4 separate regions of the Homo sapiens genome follow, and regions 2, 3 and 4 are each linked to region 1. A link is a contact called in ENCODE Hi-C or POLR2A ChIA-PET data. All regions are on one chromosome and are shown on one strand. Each heading gives the region's core, a stretch centred on a gene start or an enhancer-like site at or near the end of the contact. The rest is flanking DNA. Distances are from core to core; before and after follow the strand shown.

Region 1 (2,700 bases), core at 80-2,579:
TTATTTATTTATTTATTTATTTATTTTAGAGTTGAGGTCTCACTCTGTCACCCAGGCTGGGGTGTAGTAGTGTGATCATATCTCACTGTAACCTCAAACTCTTGGGCTCAAGCAACCCTCCCCCTTCAGCCTCCCAAAGTGCTAGGATTACAGGTATGAGCCACTGCACCTGGCCCAGTTAGCCCTTTCTGAGGCCACTATTTTTCCAATGTTGTCCACTCAAAATGGTCAATATACCAATCCAGCATATTTTGGGATGGCCCATACTTCACTCCTTCAGGGAGAAGGAAGGTTTCATGGAAGAAGTGTTCACCAAGTTGCATCCTGAAGGATAAAGAGGTAATAATTAGTGTTACAGAGCGCTCAGGCTTCATGAGCGAGGTGGCATTTGAGGGGTTAAGAGAGAGTCTGGCATGGCTGGAGGAGGCCATCACCCAGGGACTGGAGCACTAGGCTAGGAGTTTGGACTCAGCCCTGAGACTAGTGGGGAGCCATGGAGGGTTTTATGCAGGTGGTGGCTGGGTCTGGCTTGCTTTTGAGAACAGCTACGCTGGCCAGCAGTGTGTTGGGTCCACTGCAGAGGCTAACCTTTGTCATTACCAGGCGGTCAGCCTGAAGAGCAAGGGGCATGGGCAGGGCTAGGCAGTCTTGAGATCAGGCCTATGTAATTTGGGGGAAACTGGCTGAGCGCAGTGGCTCACGCCTGTAATCCTAGCATTTTGGGAGGCCGAGGCGGGTGGATCATCTGAGGTCAGGAGTTCGAGACCAGCCTGGCCAACATGGCGAAACCCTGTCTCTACTAAAAATACAAAAATTAGCTGGGTGTGATGGCGGCCGCCTATAATCCCAGCTACTTGGGAGGCTTAGGCAGGAGAATCACTTGCACCCGGGTTGGGTGCGGTGGCGCGGAGTGGAGCGGAGGTTGCAGTGAGTCAAGATCGCGCCACTGCACTCCAGCCTGCGTGAAAGAGCGAAACTCCGTCAAAAAAAAAAATTGGGAGAAACGACTGAACTTCTCTGAGGTTCTTGTCTCTAAACTAGATGTTACCACCTTATGAATTTACTCTGAGGATCAGAGGCATGCAAAGTACCCAGTACAGAGAAGGGCGTAAATAAGTCACTTCCTTTCCCTTCTGTACTTTGAACAAAGCTGAGCTGCCTTTGGTCTCCACAGCAACCCTGTAAATGATTGTTCCCGCTTTGCAGCCGGCCGCAGCCTTGGGCTGTTTGCGCCTGCGCAGTGGGTGCTGATTATGTCGACCGCGGCGCCGCGGACGCTGCTGGAGTCGCCTGGCAACGATGTCGCCTGGCAACTGAATAGGTTGGCCAGTGGCGCGGGCTACTGGAAGCAGAAAGGGCTGCGGAGGCAGGTGAGGCGGCGGTGGTGGGCTAGGGGCCCGGGGACAGGGGGGCCCAGTGACCCACCCAGTCCCATTCACACGGGGCCGTGTCCCCACACTCAAAATCACGGTCTTTTGTCTCCGGCCGGACTCTCCCAGCCCACGCCGCTTAGAAGAAGGCAGGCCCCTGTCTCCAGCACCCACCGTTCCTGTGAGGGGAGCTCAACTCAAACATGGCCACGTCCCTCCCAGTCCGGCCCCCACTTCTACCGTTGTCATCTGGTGTCCCGCGTGAGCATCTGGCTTACCTTTTACTGGAGTAGATTCCTACAGGCCTGTGGCCTGTCCATTCTACTAACCATGATAATAACCGTAATAATAACCACAGCCAACATAGCTGAAGCCCTGGTATGCCAGGCTTACGTGTATTCGTTAATATGACAACTCTGGGAGGCAGGGAAGGAGGTACTGTTATCATCTCCCCTTTGAAGCTGCAGAAAGACACAGATAGAGGAAGTAACTTGCCAAGGTCACCCAGGCCTGAATCTGGAGCCAGTTCTTAACTACTAACCTACACTGCCCATAGTTGCTGAAAGTGTGTGTGTGTGTCGGCAATAAAAGTTAATCACTTTTTTTTTTTTTTTTTTTTTTGAGACGGAGTCTTGCTTTGTCGCCAGGCTGGAGTGCAGTGGCGCGATCTTGGCTTACTGGAACCTCCGCCTCCCTGATTCAAGCGATTCTCCTGCCTCAGCCTCCCGAGTAGCTGGGACTACAGGCATGCGCCATCACGCCCAGCTAATTTTTGTATTTTTAGTAGAGACGGGGTTTCACCATGTTGGCCAGGATGGTCTCGATCTCTTGACCTTGTGATCCGCCTGCCTCGGGCCTCCCAAAGTGCTGGGATTACAGGCGTGAGCCACTGCGCGTGGCCATAAATCACCTTTTAACATTAATTCCTTTTCATGGATGTGTCAGAAGCATCTGAATATGGGTTCCTGGCAGTGAATGAGCTAGACCCAGATTTGAACACTGGCTTCTAGTCTTACCAGTTTCATGGCCTCCAGTAAGCTCCTTGGCCAGAACCTCAGTTTCCTCATTTGTAAAATGTGGATAATACCAGCCCCCTCCTTATGGGGTAGTTGAATTGGATACTACTTATTGCTGGCACAAGGTAAGCACTAAACAGAGTGACCAACTTGGAGTTTGCTTGTTTGGTTTGTTTTGTCCTTTAATGCCTTTGACTGAAGATCCAGATGAAAGTATCAGTGGTTTCTTCTGTGAAGCACTATTGTGTGGGAGGGCTCTGGAGTTTGCAGTTTGGGCTGCTACTTACTTACCTTCACTGGGACTTTGAGCAAAT
Region 2 (2,700 bases), core at 95-2,594, 870 kb before region 1:
GTTTCCAAACCCCTTAGAATATAGTTTCCATGGCCTCAGAACACGATAAAGAGTAGCACACCTTCAGACCTCAGCACCCTGATCCAGAGTGATAACTGGGGATGTTTCCTGGCCTGGAAGGTGGGAAGCCTATGTCTTAAGCTCAGTGGTGGCAGTGCCCTGGCTGTGTGACTGACTTGACATAGATGTCAGTCTCTCAGTCTGTTTCCCCTCATGTATGAGGCTTTGTACTAGATGAGGGTTCTGCAAGCTAACCAGCCCACCCTTTTTGTACAGCCCACGAGCAAAGAATGGTTTTTACATTTTTTCATATTTGGGAAAAAAAATCATGACACGTGAAAATTATATTAACAATATATAAAATTAAAACTTCGGTCCCTATAATTAAAATTTTATTGCGACGCAGCTAGTCTGTTATGTATTGTCTTTGGCTGTATCCACACTACATCGCTACAGTTAAGTAGACAGAGTATGGACCCCCCAAGCCTAAACTACTATTATGAATACTATTATACTCATTATACTTACAATATAACAATGTAAACACTGATATATTTACAACAAAAGTTTGCCGACCGCTGAACGAGACTGTTCTAAGCATATTCTATTTCTAACCACAATAATCACATAGAAAGAATCTTAGCCACATGGAATCCGACGGTCCCACACTTATAACCTGTAATAACCCAGGTCCTGAAGAGTTAAGTGACTCCCAAAGCCACTTGTGCAGATACCTTGGGAATGCCAGGTGAGTTCCATCTGGCCAGGGCCCGCCTCTTGCGGGGAGGCAGTGAAGCAGAACGGTCAAAATTTTCAGTCTGGAGTCGCGCTCACCCACTGGGTGACTTGGAGCAAATCATTTCACCTACCCGCGGCCTCAGTTTCCACCCCTGTAAATGGCACCAATAACAACACTCACCTCGCAGGGCTGCTGTGAAGGTGAAGCGAAAGGTCGCGAGTAAAGGGTTAGCGCGCTGGGCTTTGCACCCAGCAGACGCCAAATCAATGGTGGCTCCTGCGGTTACTGGGAACCTCCCCGGAGGCCGGAACCCATTCTAGGCACCTCAGGGCGGCGGCGAGAGCCATGAAGAGGCTCGCGAGGCAGCCAGGAAGCCCGGCCTCGGTTTCCCTGACTGGGGCTCTAAAGCTGCCCGCGAAACCCCCAGCTTCCTCACGTAACCCAGCCTCGCGCCTGCAGCCCCTCCGGCCTGTGCCCCGGGCTCTGCTGAGCCTCACCCCCACCCCGGCACCGCCTTCAAACCAGCCTTCCAGGAACTCACCAGGCGTCTCCACAGCAACGGCCAGTCTGTCCCGACCACCGCGCCGTCCGGCTGCGCGCCTGACAACAAGGCGTGCTCCCATTGGCTCCGGTGCCGGTTGTGCCAGCCAATCAGCGGGGGCGCACGCGCCGCTCGCTCTCCGCGGGCTGCTTAGCTGGGGCCCTGCAGACGGCTACCCTTGGGCGGCGCGCGCGCGCGTGCGCGCGTGTGTGCGCGTGTGTGCGCGCGTGCGCGTGTGCGTGTGCGTGTGTGTGTGTGTGTGTGTGTGTGTGTGTGTGTGTGTGTGTGTGTTGCGGGAGTGGAGCTTGTTGTTTCCGGATCCCCGTCGTCAGTCCTAGCGTGCTGGAGGCTTAGAGCACCAGCTCGTAGTCGGACTCTCTTCTCCACAGCTTGCACCCTGAGCAGTCACTAAATGATGGGCTGTGTGTTATTACCTGGGACATGTGCTCTGAAAACAGTGGAAACTTGGGGAACACTTAGAGCGGGGTGTCCAATCTTTTGGTTTCCCTGGGCCACGTTGGAAGAATTGTTTTGGGCCACACATAAAATACACTAACACTAAGGATAGCTGATAAGTTAATAAATAAATAAATAATAAAAATAAAAATCACCAAAAAATCTCAAAATGTTGTAAGAAAGTTTATGAATTTGTGTTGAGCCGCATTCAAAGCCAAGCAGACCAGCGCGTTGGAGAAACTTGACTTAGAGGGAACCAGGGAGGAGGAGCATCCTCATTCATTATATTACCTGTGCCTCTCTTTCCAAAAAGGATGTGAAGCCCAAAAGGAACAGATACAATAGGATATTGAAACAAAAGGAAAAAAAGGAACAAAACCTAGTAAATGAACAAGAAGAGGGGTCATGGGTGGTGTCAGAATTCCAGAGATGAAAAAAGGCGACAGAGTTGAAGGGGTTCTGTCAAGGGTCTTGGGCTGAAAGATGGTACTCTCTTGGGAGCTAGAATAACAATAAAGCATTGTAGGGAAGAACTTTACACTGTGGTTGAATTCATAGCTGCTTGAGTCTTGCACAGATGATTCAAATAGGAGTGAATGTTGGGGGCTTTTTAACCTCAAAGACAGTAACAGCATGGTGAAAAACTCAGTTCAGTACAATAAAGCTATACTGATAAGCTAGAAGTTCTGAAAATTGTTGAGTCACCAACCTTGACTTTGAGTATTGGGGTAAACAGTATTTGGGGGGTAAACAGAAGCATAAACAGATGGTTTCAAAGCTGCATGGATAACCTTCAGCCTCGGATACAGCTTCCACTCAAGCCTTATCATGAAAGATGCGCTGGAGAGAAACAGTTGAAAATAGGTGGGAAGGGTGGTCCAAGCAGCAAGAAAGTTGTGTGGGGAAGGTCCGGAGGTGAGAAACATGCAGATCATGCTGGAGTGTCATGCAGCACAGTGTTACC
Region 3 (2,700 bases), core at 191-2,690, 540 kb after region 1:
GTTGGAGTTGTTTCCTTCATGTCTCCTATACTTGAATTTTGTTGAGCTTCTTGGATATTTCAGTTTATGGTTTTCACCAAAGGTGAAAAATATTTGGCCATTATTTATGCAAATACTTTTTTCTATTTCTCCTCCACCCATTTCTATTTCAAACACTAATTACACATACTTTAGGCTGTTTGAAGTTGTCCTACAACTCACTGATACTCTGTTCCTTTCTATCATTAATTTCCATAATTATTTTTCCCATATGTGTTTCATCTTGGACAATTTCTACTGCTGTATTATACAATTTGCTAATCTTTTTTTTTGCAGCTAATCTTTTTTTTTGCAGCTAATCTTTTTTCTGTTGTCAAACTCACCCAGTGTATTTTCTAAATTTCAGACATTGTAGTTTTCATCTTTACAAGTTCAATAATTCCTCTTTTTCGGTTTTCCATGTTTTCACTTTACATGTTCAATTATTCCTCTACTTCTTCTTCAAACAAGAATAAAATTATAATAATTGTGTGTGTATTGACTCCTGATTCACCCTTTTCATAGCCTACCTGGAGACCTGGAGGGAAGGGCAGCCTCAAGGTCTCATATCTGGGTGAACAGGGCAAGACCTGCTCATGAATTTGTCCACAGTTTTTTCCTGGAGCTGAAGAAAGAGTGTGACAGATGGAGAAAAGGTTTTTGTCTCACTTCCCCTTCTGCCTGTGTCACCGCGGAATGAGTACGACTGCTGTCCCATGACTGACAGTAATAGTCAGCCTTGTCTTCAACCTGAATCCCAGTGATGGTCAGGGTGGCCATGTTCCCTGAGCTGGAGCCAGAGAATTTCTTAGGAATCCCTGAAGACTGGACACTGTTAAGTTAGATGACCAGCCCAGGGGCCTGGCTTGGCTTCTGCTTGTACCAGTTTACAACGGAGTCTTCTATGCTGTCTCCCTGGCAGGTGATCCTGGCTGTCTATCCCAAGGCCACAGACACTGCAGGCTCCTGACTCAGCTCAGAGGAAACCACGGAGCCTGCAAGAGAAGAGAGAAGAGGTGAGTCTGAAGATAAGGGTCTCATTTCCAGAGCCCCACACCCTGCATTACTCCCTGTGCTGAGCTGAATGTCAGGGCCAGGCTGATTCTTGGTCCTGTGGGGGCTGAGCCCTAGGAGGCAGCACCTGTGCAGAGAGTGAGGAGGGTGAGCAGGGGAGGGGTCCAGGCCATGGTGGAGATGCCCCAGAGCTCTGCCTCTGAGTCCACAGCTGGGAAGGGGCCTCCAGGCCTCTCTTAACATAGGAAGGGGATGCTCTTCATGCAAATCTACTTCCTTCCCTCCTGTGGCCTTGGTGAATGGCTCCCTAGTGAGCAGACAAGGGCTGGGCTTATAGAAGGGTATAAAAATGGGCCCTGTCCCCAGTTCTGTACAGATTCCTCACACTTTCTGGATGAGTGAGAAAGTGCTGCCCCCAACACATGCATACACTCCTCAGTTCCTGTTCTGGGGTGTTCACTGAGCTCGGCCAAGCACCTCAGCCATCCTCTCTATTGATGTGTCTGAGTTCTTATCTGAGCCCTGAGGCTGAGACCTTCATGTTAGCAATTTTCCAAGTTTAGAATAAAGGCCAGGTGGGTGCGATGAGTGGAGAGTGAATTTTACCAAATAGAAGAGGCCTCACAGGAAGCACCAGTCATGCCCTTTGCCTTTTACACTTGGGTGCTACCAGGGGACTTGAAGTTATTAGGGTCCCCAAACCAAAGTCCACAGCATCCTACTGTGCCCACACGGGGAATGTCATCTTCCATGTATGACTAGTTCACACAGAATGCCTGCTTATGAGTACTTAATATATGCCTGATGCTTTGGAGGGTGTATTAGACATGTCACCTCAACCAGGCATTCATTATAATTCTACAGTAACCCTATACATCAGGAAAGCACTGATGTCTACTGACAAGAGACCCAACATCAGGAGGTTACACGGTTTTCTCAAAGTTCTCAGATGGTAGTGAGTGGAATCCAAGACTCCATCCAGGAGACACACCTCAGAGCCTAACCATTCAGCCCCCTCCTTTCTCTACCTCCCACCCAGTGCTCCTTCTCCTCCTGCTTATCCAGTGCCCTAGGTCCCTCTTTTCACAACCCTCTACTCTTTAGTCAGGTGTACTGCCCTTCCTGAGTTCTGGGGACAGAGGTGAGGACATCCTAATGCTCCCTCTGGCAGATGAAAAAGGAGCATGTGTCTGCAGTGACACTGGGGACATCCAGATGCCTGGTCATGCTCCTTGTGCCAGGCTAATCTCTAGACAAGTTAGGATCAGGATTCCATTTTTGACGTGGTCAAGGCCACTAAGCCTGAACAACTGTCACACTAGATACTGAACCACTTTAACGTTAATACACATGATTGGCAAGAAAGTATTTCTCACCTGATATCCTATACATATATATTGGTTTTTAGACCTAGTTCTGCTGAGGATGTGATGAAACTAATTCCTTTGTAAGTGCCGCTGCATTGTAATTAGCAACGTCATGTGAAGCCCTGTAGGTGCCATGTGCACGGACCGAAACCTCCATGTGCTGACTCCTTGGGATTTAGTCTAAAGAGGTAACTGACCTAAGATTAGGCCACAGGCCACAAATACGCCCGCTCCTGTCCTTGGTGAGTGTGTGGCACACAGCTTCTCCATGCCTTCCCACCTGATGCGCATCCACTCCTCA
Region 4 (2,700 bases), core at 67-2,566, 700 kb before region 1:
TGTCTCATCGGTGGGTGAACTGATGTGAACCATTGTGAATAATGGGGCCATGAACATGGGTGTATGAACATCTGTTCAAGTCCCTGCTTTTGATTCTTTTGAATGTGTACCCACAAGCAGCATTGCTGGATCATACGGTAATTCTATTTTTAATTTTTTGAGTCATGATCATATTGTTTTTCACAGCGGATGCACCATTTTATATTCCCACCAACGGTGCCCAAGGGTTCCAATTTCCCCATATCCTCGCCAACACTTATTTTGTTTTATTGTTTTGCTTTTCACAGTTACCATCCTGATGGACACAGGGATGCTTGCAAAGTGACAAACTTTAGAGGTATCCCAGGTCACCCCACCTGGCACTGCGGACGCCCACGTGGCCCCACCCCTCACTTGGCAATATTCTCATCAAGTGTCAGCACTAGCTTATTGTATTGACTGCCTCCTGGCTGGACTCTAAGAGACAGTGTCTTTTATTGCATGCTACATCCCCAACATCTAGAACAGTGTCAGGCAAACAGTTGTTTAATAAACGGTGGAAGGAAGGAAGGGAGGGAGGGAGGGAGGGAAGGAGGGAAGGAAGGTGGGTAGGTTGGTTTCTATTTTCCACCAAAATATTGAGGACCTCTCCTGCCTGTCCACTTGCTCTGGTGCGCCTCTCAACCCTCGCGCCCCACCTGGACTCAATCCCGCAGTCCTGCCTCTCCTTCCTTGGGCCCCCGGGGAAGAACCCCGACAGCGGCCGGCACATTTGAGTGGGGCCCTGGACGTTTGGGGAGGTTTGGACACATTCCCGAATGCCTCCCTGCTGTGGGTTAGGTGGGCCTGTCTTGGGCTGGCAGCGAGGACAACGTTGTGGCTAGGTCGTCAGTTAGTGAGCCAGCACGGTCTGAGCCGCCACACTCCGCGCCCCGCCCACGCGCCCCGCCCTTTCCAGTTTTGCCTCGCCTGCTCGGGTCTTCGCTCCTGTAACCCATACGATCTTAGCCCCGCCCCCGTGGTGTCGTGGGTCCACGCTACTGGTCCTCTCCTAGAAAGCCGCGAAATGACCAGTTCCTCATTGGCCACACGTTCTCCCGCGCCACCACCGCAGCCACAACAACCGCCACGTGCTCAACCTTGGCGCCTGCCCATTGGCCACCAGCCTCTACCCGCCCACTCTCCCTTTCCGCCCCTAATTTCCCTCTTCTTCCTTCCATTGGCTGTCGGGCTCAGGGGCTCTCTTTTCAGCCTGGGGCGCGCAGCGCCTCGGATGCGGATTGGCCGAAGGCGGGGCTGGGAGGCGGGTTAAAGAGCGCGTTGCTGGCTGGGCCACGCGTGCTTGAGAAGGTTCAATGGCGTGGCAGGGACTAGCGGCCGAGTTCCTGCAGGTGCCGGCGGTGACGCGGGCTTACACCGCAGCCTGTGTCCTCACCACCGCCGCGGTGGTAAGCGGCCGGGCGGACCGGACGTCGCCTTGGTTACAGCCTCTGGCGGGAGGGGTGAGGGTCGCCATGGTTACGGCGTGGCTCCCGGGCAGCTCTTGACTGGCCCCTGGTTCCACAGCAGCTGGAGCTCCTCAGCCCCTTTCAACTCTACTTCAACCCGCACCTTGTGTTCCGGAAGTTCCAGGTGAGGCCGCCCCGCGCCGCGCACCTGTGGGCCCGACCCACCCACCCCGCACCTGACCGCCCGTCCCCCGTAGGTCTGGAGGCTCGTCACCAACTTCCTCTTCTTCGGGCCCCTGGGATTCAGCTTCTTCTTCAACATGCTCTTCGTGTATCCTGCGCCCTGCGGACACGGGCTGGGTGGAGGGCAGGCCGGCCGGGCTGGGAGAGAGGCCGGGACGGGGAAACTGAGGCCCCGCCTGGTGGCACTTCCTATACCGACGCCGTAGGTTCCGCTACTGCCGCATGCTGGAAGAGGGCTCCTTCCGCGGCCGCACGGCCGACTTCGTCTTCATGTTTCTCTTCGGGGGCGTCCTTATGACCGTATCCTTCCCGCAGGCTCTGGAACCTCGGGCTAGGGCGCCTCGGCGTCCAGCCTGTGTTGGTCCTGGGGCCAACACAGCCATGCCAGAGAGGGACACAGTCGCTGTCTCCAGCTTAGTATGTGTTGAGGGCCCACTCTGTGCTCAGCTGCAGGGGTCAGGGCTAGATCTTCAGTGCTGTATGCAAAATACAAAGCCATGCACAAAAGAGCCAGGTGGGTTGTCAGGGCCACTAGCTGAGCCCTGAATGCGAGTAGCCGGGAGAAACTGGGGCAGGGACAGGCAGTGGTTGGGCCCTGGGATGAGGCTGTAGGTGTGCAGGGCAGATTTCGTGGGACCTGAAGCCCGTGGAGTGTGTCGCCTTTATTGGACTGGCTCATCTTGATGAGGGAATAGCACATAGGGGAGATGAGGGGAAGAATTCCAGGGTCTTGGGAAGTCAGAGGGGCCCTGGGCTTGGGCTGAGGCCTGCACCGGAGCACCTTGACTCTGGCCCAGCTGCTGGGACTCCTGGGCAGCCTGTTCTTCCTGGGCCAGGCCCTCATGGCCATGCTGGTGTACGTGTGGAGCCGCCGCAGCCCTCGGGTGAGGGTCAACTTCTTCGGCCTGCTCACTTTCCAGGCACCGTTCCTGCCTTGGGCGCTCATGGGCTTCTCGCTGCTGCTGGGCAACTCCATCCTCGTGGACCTGCTGGGTGAGCCTCCCGGTACATCTAGTCCGCCCCAGGCTGG

Evidence for each region. A loop is a pair of places that touch in the nucleus more often than their neighbours do. ChIA-PET counts read pairs that join two places held with the same protein, here RNA polymerase II (POLR2A). Pooled maps may share reads with other maps.
Region 2: a loop to region 1 is called in a pooled map, with 13 times the contacts of the local background. The contact joins the promoter of CABIN1 here to the promoter of RSPH14 in region 1. A Hi-C loop is called at or near these places in 1 of 37 single-sample maps with no recorded cell type and 6 of 50 pooled maps. POLR2A ChIA-PET finds 5 or more read pairs at or near these places in 1 of 52 experiments (Caco-2).
Region 3: a pooled map shows a loop between it and region 1 (6-fold over the local background). The contact joins the enhancer-like site here to the promoter of RSPH14 in region 1. A Hi-C loop is called at or near these places in 3 of 168 maps with a recorded cell type or tissue (CD8-positive, alpha-beta T cell, heart right ventricle and natural killer cell), 2 of 37 single-sample maps with no recorded cell type and 8 of 50 pooled maps.
Region 4: a map of B cell shows a loop between it and region 1 (5-fold over the local background). The contact joins the promoter of DERL3 here to the promoter of RSPH14 in region 1. A Hi-C loop is called at or near these places in 1 of 168 maps with a recorded cell type or tissue (B cell), 4 of 37 single-sample maps with no recorded cell type and 11 of 50 pooled maps. POLR2A ChIA-PET finds 5 or more read pairs at or near these places in 3 of 52 experiments (B cell, BJ and H1).

Annotation. Positions count from the first base shown.
Region 1 is chr22:23,140,619-23,143,318 of GRCh38, reverse strand. It overlaps RSPH14 (radial spoke head 14 homolog), which reads left to right and starts at 1,329. Exons shown (of 7, transcript NM_014433.3): 1 at 1,329-1,370. RefSeq lists an enhancer at 1,143-2,035.
Region 2 is chr22:24,009,948-24,012,647 of GRCh38, reverse strand. CABIN1 (calcineurin binding protein 1) reads right to left here and starts at 1,344. Exons shown (of 37, transcript NM_012295.4): 1 at 1,281-1,344.
Region 3 is chr22:22,603,198-22,605,897 of GRCh38, reverse strand. It overlaps IGL and the pseudogene IGLV3-31. Among named protein-coding and RNA genes, the nearest start is that of GGTLC2, 40 kb to the left of the region's middle. Within about 2 kb of position 1,440, at least 3 of the 41 ENCODE cell types and tissues checked have a DNase peak (open chromatin) inside an H3K27ac peak, as active enhancers do.
Region 4 is chr22:23,837,622-23,840,321 of GRCh38, reverse strand. It overlaps DERL3 (derlin 3), which reads left to right and starts at 1,316. Exons shown (of 7, transcript NM_001002862.3): 1 at 1,316-1,427; 2 at 1,546-1,611; 3 at 1,685-1,758; 4 at 1,877-1,970; 5 at 2,468-2,663. The coding sequence starts at 1,335. It overlaps SMARCB1 (SWI/SNF related BAF chromatin remodeling complex subunit B1), which reads right to left. Exons shown (of 9, transcript NM_003073.5): 9 at 2,313-2,700. RefSeq lists a silencer at 1,091-1,393.